Linked DNA regions of Mus musculus: region 2 is linked to region 1. A link is a loop called in an ENCODE intact Hi-C map of the cell type or tissue named here. Cell type or tissue: left cerebral cortex. All regions are shown on one strand. Links, peaks and the distances in the headings refer to the core of each region. The heading gives the core; the rest is flanking DNA.

Region 1 (2,916 bases), core at 287-2,786:
GTTTGTTGCTTTCCTTGTCATTGCAGTGACATTATCTGGGACCCGGTGTCTGTGCATGGGTTGTAAGAGGTCCTTTGACAGCTTTTCTTCATCCTTCAGGTGCCTTTTGGGGCATCCTTGGAGCTCAGATCTGATCACACAACTAACTCAGCATCCAGTTACAGAGTCTTTAGGGGGCCCCACTGCCAGCCCAGCCCCGAACTCTGTGAATTCCTAACCTCTCAGGTATACCCTCTGCTGTCTCTTCTCTCTCCATTTACCAAGAAAAAGAGTAAGTGTTAAACGTCAAAGCACCTGATTTCTTCCACTCAACGCTGCTTTCTTGAAAAATATAGGATTTGCTGCCATTTTCTTTTCTTTTTTTTTTTTTTTTCCCTCGCCCCCCCCCCCCCCCACTCCTCTACCCACCGACTGCCACTTTTGGGCCCTGGCATTCCCCTGTACTGGGGCATATAAACTTTGCATGTCCAATGGGCCTCTCTTTCCAGTGATGGCTGACTAGGCCAACTTTTGATACATATGCAGCTAGAGTCAAGAGCTCCAGGATACTGGTTAGTTCATAATGTTGTTCCACCTATAGGGTTGCAGATCCCTTTAGCTCCTTGGGTACTTTCTCTAGCTCCTCCATTGGGGGCCCTGTGATCTATCCAATAGCTGACTGTGAGCATCCACTTCTATGTTTGCTAGGCCCCGGCATAGTCTCACAAGAGACAGCTATATCAGGGTCCTTTCTTGCTGCCATTTTCTGAGTCACAGGTTGTAGGCAAGACCTCACAGATTATAAAAACCAAATGGAGTGTAGACTCGGACCCAGAACTTTATTTTTGAAATCTGCATCTACTTTTTTTAAAAAAAGTATTTGAAGAGTAATTTCTTTTTTTAAAAAAAATTATTTATTTTTATCTTATGTACATTGGTAATTTGACTACATGTATGTCTGTGAGGGGTCGGCTCCCCTAGAACAGGAGTTAAAGACAGTTGAGAGCTGCCATGGGGGGCTGGGAATTGAACCCAGGTCTTCTGGTAGAGCAGCCAGTGCTCTTAACTGCTGAGCCATCTCTCCAGCCCCAAAGAGTAATTTCTTAAATAACAACAAAGGAATTCCAAATTTACTTGGAGATGACCATATTTATCTTGTTACATTAAATATTTCAACCCTGTGCACTGGTGAGCTGTCTTGTATTAACATCATGTAGAGAAGACGAAGAGCCAGTTTCACTGGTAACTGAGAACCAAAAATGTAGTCTTTCTAAGCGGTTTAACCTACTAACTGTGTCTATAGATGGCTGTTTTCTTAGAAAGTATATTCCTTCTCTTTTTGCTGAGGTCTGGTCTGTTGCTATGTATTGTAATGCTAAATTCTGTATTCCAAGGTCTAGTTGCCTCAAGAGGAGTGAATTCTCCAGTATGGCAGCTTTTGTTGTGCAAACCTCGTTCCTTCTTTTAAACTGGTGTTTGAATAAAGATGCCTACAACTTGTAGCTAGGTGGAAGAGAGGTGGGCGGGGCTTCAGTTCCAGAGCTTGGAGTCTGAGTCAGAGACAAAGAGGGAGAGAGGAAGAAGACAGAACAAGGCACCATGGGGTAGGTAGATTGTGAATACATGCCCCCCCCCCCCCCAAGACTGGCCTGATGGAGTAGGAGTGGCTCAGATGGAACATGGCAAGTGATATCTTGGGATTACTGACAGAGAAGTAGGCAAAACAGCATAGGGGGTTGATATCTGCCCAGTTTTGCTACTTTAAGGCTTATTATAAACATAAAGGTTTGGGTCTTTTATTTGGGAACTAGATGATTAAAGGTGGGGTAGAAACCCCCCAAATAATATTTACTGCAATATTTCCATTCCTGAGATGGTATTGCATACACTCGGGCAAGTCAAGGATAATGGCTTGCTAAGAGTTAAGGGAACTAGGAGTAAGTACATTTCTTCCATTTGTGATGCAAGTGATGTAATCCTACAGCCTTTAGCCATGGACCATCTGAGGAAGACTGAGCAAAGGGGAAGGTTGACAGGTGAGCAACTAGGCAGACACCTCAGGAACATAAGCCGTGTTAACCCTGACAGTGACCAGGAAGGATACGACTTAGAGCCAAGTCTTCCATTCAGAAAACCACAGCGCACTAACATTTAAAACTGGGGTCATTTAGGCTTTCCAGCGTTTATTGGGAGTATTCAGGTTGACCTATAGTCAACCAATAGTAAGTCTGAAACCGCAGAGCCCTGCAGCACCTTCAAGACTCTCAGTGTTTACTCCGTGGCTTGGCTCCTCCTTTCTAACCGCGTTTGGGATCCAGCTTATGTCCACTGGGTACACACTGAATTGCTGTCTCTTTGCCAGTGTCCCTCGACATACCAGAGGGGAAAGGGCTGGGTGAGGTTGGGTTTATTTCTGTTCATCCGCTCACTCCCAGGCCCATCCTAGTGACCACACAGGAAGCCAGATGTTAAGTGGTTCTCACACAGAGGCCTTACGATTTTATACATAAGTGAATTTATTTCTAAGGTTTTTCTATTTCAGGGAAATATGTTTTTGGAGAGTATCCCTTAATTTAATGGTACATTCTTTTATGAAGTTTTATCTCATATCTTTTAAAAAGAAGAAAGGCAGGCTGGAGAGGTGGCTCAGCAGTTAAAGAGCACTGACTGCTTTTCTGGAGGTCCTGAGTTCAATTCCCAGGAACCACATGGTGGCTCACAACCATCCATAATGGGATCTGATGCCCCCTTCTGGTGTGTGTGAAGATAGCTACAGTTTACTTGTGTACATAAAATAAATAAATAATTAAAAAAAAAAAAGAAGGCCGGGCGGTGGTGGCGCACGCCTTTAATCCCAGCACTCGGGAGGAAGAGGCAGGAGGATTTCTGAGTTCAAGGCCAGCCTGGTCTACAAAGTGAGTTCCAGGACAGCCAGGG
Region 2 (2,916 bases), core at 263-2,762, 1.0 Mb after region 1:
CAGACCACACACACACACACACACACACACACATACACACACACACACACACACACACACATACACACACACACACACACACACACACACACACACACACACACACACACCAGAGCTTCCAGAGACTAAACCACCAACCAAAGAGTATACATGGAGGGACCCACGGCTCCAGCTGCATATGTAGCAGAGGATGGTCATATCTGGCATCAGTGAGAGGAGAGGCCCTTGATCCTGTGGAGGTTTGATGTCCCAGCAAGAGGGGTGAGGTGGGAGTGCAGGGGAGCACCCTCTTAGAGACAAAGGGGAGGGCAGATGGGATGGGAGGTTTGCAGAGGGGAGACCAGGAAGGAGGACATTTGAAATATAAATAAATAAAATAACCAATAAAAAAATTTTTTTAAAAAAGAAAAGAAAAAAATGACTGAACCAGAACAAGAGTCAGCCCCCTCTCCTGTTTTGCAAGCAGCTATTTCACTTCCCACCCCCACACCATGTTTAAAGCAACATAAAGCCCTTACGAGAGCTGTCCAACTGACCTTGAACTTCTCAGCCAAAAGCAACTCCTCTTCTTTATCAGTTACCTAATCTCAGATGCTCTGCTATAGCAACAAAAACAAAGAAATGACCTTTCTCATGTATTTCCATTTACTTCTCTGAGTTATTCAATCAAAATGACAGAGTAGAATATTCTCAAACAACTGCGGCCATCCATGGTTTAACCCATGCAAACTTCCCTGCCCGAGTTCAAGACTAAAACCAGACACTGTACCCGTCATTCCTTGCAGCTCACCAGACATTTGTAGTCCCCACTGCTCATCCAGAAAGAGTTGGAAGGAACTGCTGTGAATTTTACAGAAGTCACTGTGCTGTGACAAAGTTCACGGCTCTCTGCACCACCTGCCTCTGATTCCCACCAGAAGCCATCATTCCTGATTAAAGCAAACACTGTCAATTCGGCCACAGCCCCAGGACGTTCTGGTCCCCTCTGAAAACATTGCCAAACAGCTCCCTGATTGGGTCACGTTAGGTCACAGTATCCACGGGTGGACAAAATGTAGTAAAAATTTTATGGGCCACTTGAGACCTATTGGATCGGCAAGGAACAAGCTAGGTCCAAAAAAGAGCGCAGTTGGATCCAAGTCTTTTCAGAAAGTAGTCACATATGGAAACTTCCCCAAGACTTCTCTGGCCCCTCAGCAGCCGGTGCCTCCACCCCATCACTCTTCTTGTCAGCCCGGCCAGTGCTGCTATTCTCTTTCAGCTCCTGTGAACAAAGAAAATGTCAGAGCCGGGTCTCTCCCTTTTGTTGCAATTCCAGAGAGCTCTTCAGGGAAGAGGGTGGAGTTGGGGGTGGGGGCCTATGGCCTGTCCAGAGGGCATTATCTCTGCCAAATGTCTATAGGTCTCCAGCAGAGCTGGCTTAACTATGAGGAGTGGTATCTCTGTACATTTGTATGTGTGTGTGCAGGACATACAGGCATACACACAGGTCCCACCAGGGAGGGCCCTGAGCACCCTGCACATTTAGATCTGTTCTTGCTGGTGGTGCTGGGGAGCCACTGAGGATCTCCAGTAAGAGAGGAAACCATCCTCAGCTCTGTGGGGCTGCTGGATCAACACTAACATCCAAGAATTATAAGAGTCCCGAGGACCCATCGGAATCCTTGAGGGTTCCACTCCCCTGGGGGATCCCTGGGGAGGTTTCAGTTCAGAAACCACAAATGCAGATTCCTGGTTAGTTTTGTTATAGGCTAGACTCTTGGGAGATTTTTCATAGCCTCAGTTTCCCCATCAATAAAATGGGAAGAAAGGTTTGTTATGCCTATACCCACACACCAGCCAATGTTGTTAAGCAATAGCAAAAAGAGCAGTACTTTCTGGCTTATCCCTCAAAATCACTTGGCAGGCTTCTGAAGAGAGAACTCTCAGCTCTCAGGGCATGAAGGAAAACATCCTTGAGAGCGGTCATAAGAAAGGCAGCCCCTCTCACCACTGACACACTCACCGCTGAGTAACTTCCTTTGCTTTTCTTTATCCAGGGAGATTCTCACTTAGCCCAGGCTGGACCTTAGTCCACTATGTATCTAAGAATGGCTTGTAATTTCTGATCCTCCTGCCTCCACTTCCTAAGTGCTGTGCATCATAGGCATGGACCACCAGAAACCTTCTGTTTAGGATGTGGTATATATGGTATCCATAGGGTCGTGAATAATTATACATAACATATAACTATTCACATACATGATTACTTATATGTATGGATATGGTATGCTAATATAGACCCATGTGTAATCCCCAAAGGCGGATGCAGGCATGTCTTCCATCATAGCTGATCTTCTATAATCCATTCTTCTTCCATCGAGAGAGGAGTCTGTGCCCATCCGCCTTGAGTTTAGGCAGACTTTTAACTCCCCTGCAACCAACAGTCTAAGATGGGAGTGAGTTGCAGGACTCTGGGAGCAAAACCATAAAAGGTTATGCAGCTTCCACACTGGCCTCTGGCACACTTGTACAGACCCAGAAAACCAATGCCCTGAAAGGTCTGAGAGGCTGCTGTGCAGTCAGGAAGCCGTCGTGACCAGGCTTGTGTCAGCTTGGAAGAGAGTACCGCAGTTGAGAAAAATGTCCCCACCATATTGGCCTGCAGACAAGCCTGGGGCCATTTTTTGGTTGATGATTGATGTGGGAGACAAAGCTCACCGTGGGCAGGGCTTTACTCGAACAGGACAGTACTCAGGCCGTTCTGGGGGTTGTAAGGAAGCAGACTGAGCAAGCCATGGGAAACAAGTTAGTAAGTGATGCCCCTCCACGTCTCTGCTTCAGTTCCTGCCTCCTGGTCCCTGCCCTGAGTTCCAGTCCTAGCTTCCCCCGGGGACAGACTTACAAGCTATAATCTGAAATAAATCGTTTCCTCCC

Evidence for each region. A loop is a pair of places that touch in the nucleus more often than their neighbours do. Peaks named below come from ENCODE experiments on the same cell type or tissue, not always from the same donor. Only the 100,000 strongest peaks of a DNase experiment are listed, where the experiment ranks them.
Region 2: it touches region 1 in a loop (5-fold over the local background); 2 of 42 quality-filtered maps call a loop at or near these places.

The regions. Positions count from the first base shown.
Region 1 is chr16:90,308,555-90,311,470 of GRCm38, forward strand. No RefSeq gene overlaps it. Among named protein-coding and RNA genes, the nearest start is that of Scaf4, 26 kb to the left of the region's middle. In left cerebral cortex, for the core only: a CTCF peak has its summit at 2,701 (motif pointing left); a DNase peak (open chromatin) is centred at 1,481.
Region 2 is chr16:91,333,406-91,336,321 of GRCm38, forward strand. No RefSeq gene overlaps it. Among named protein-coding and RNA genes, the nearest start is that of Ifnar2, 38 kb to the right of the region's middle. In left cerebral cortex, for the core only: no CTCF peak of the experiment used is centred there; no DNase peak of the experiment used is centred there.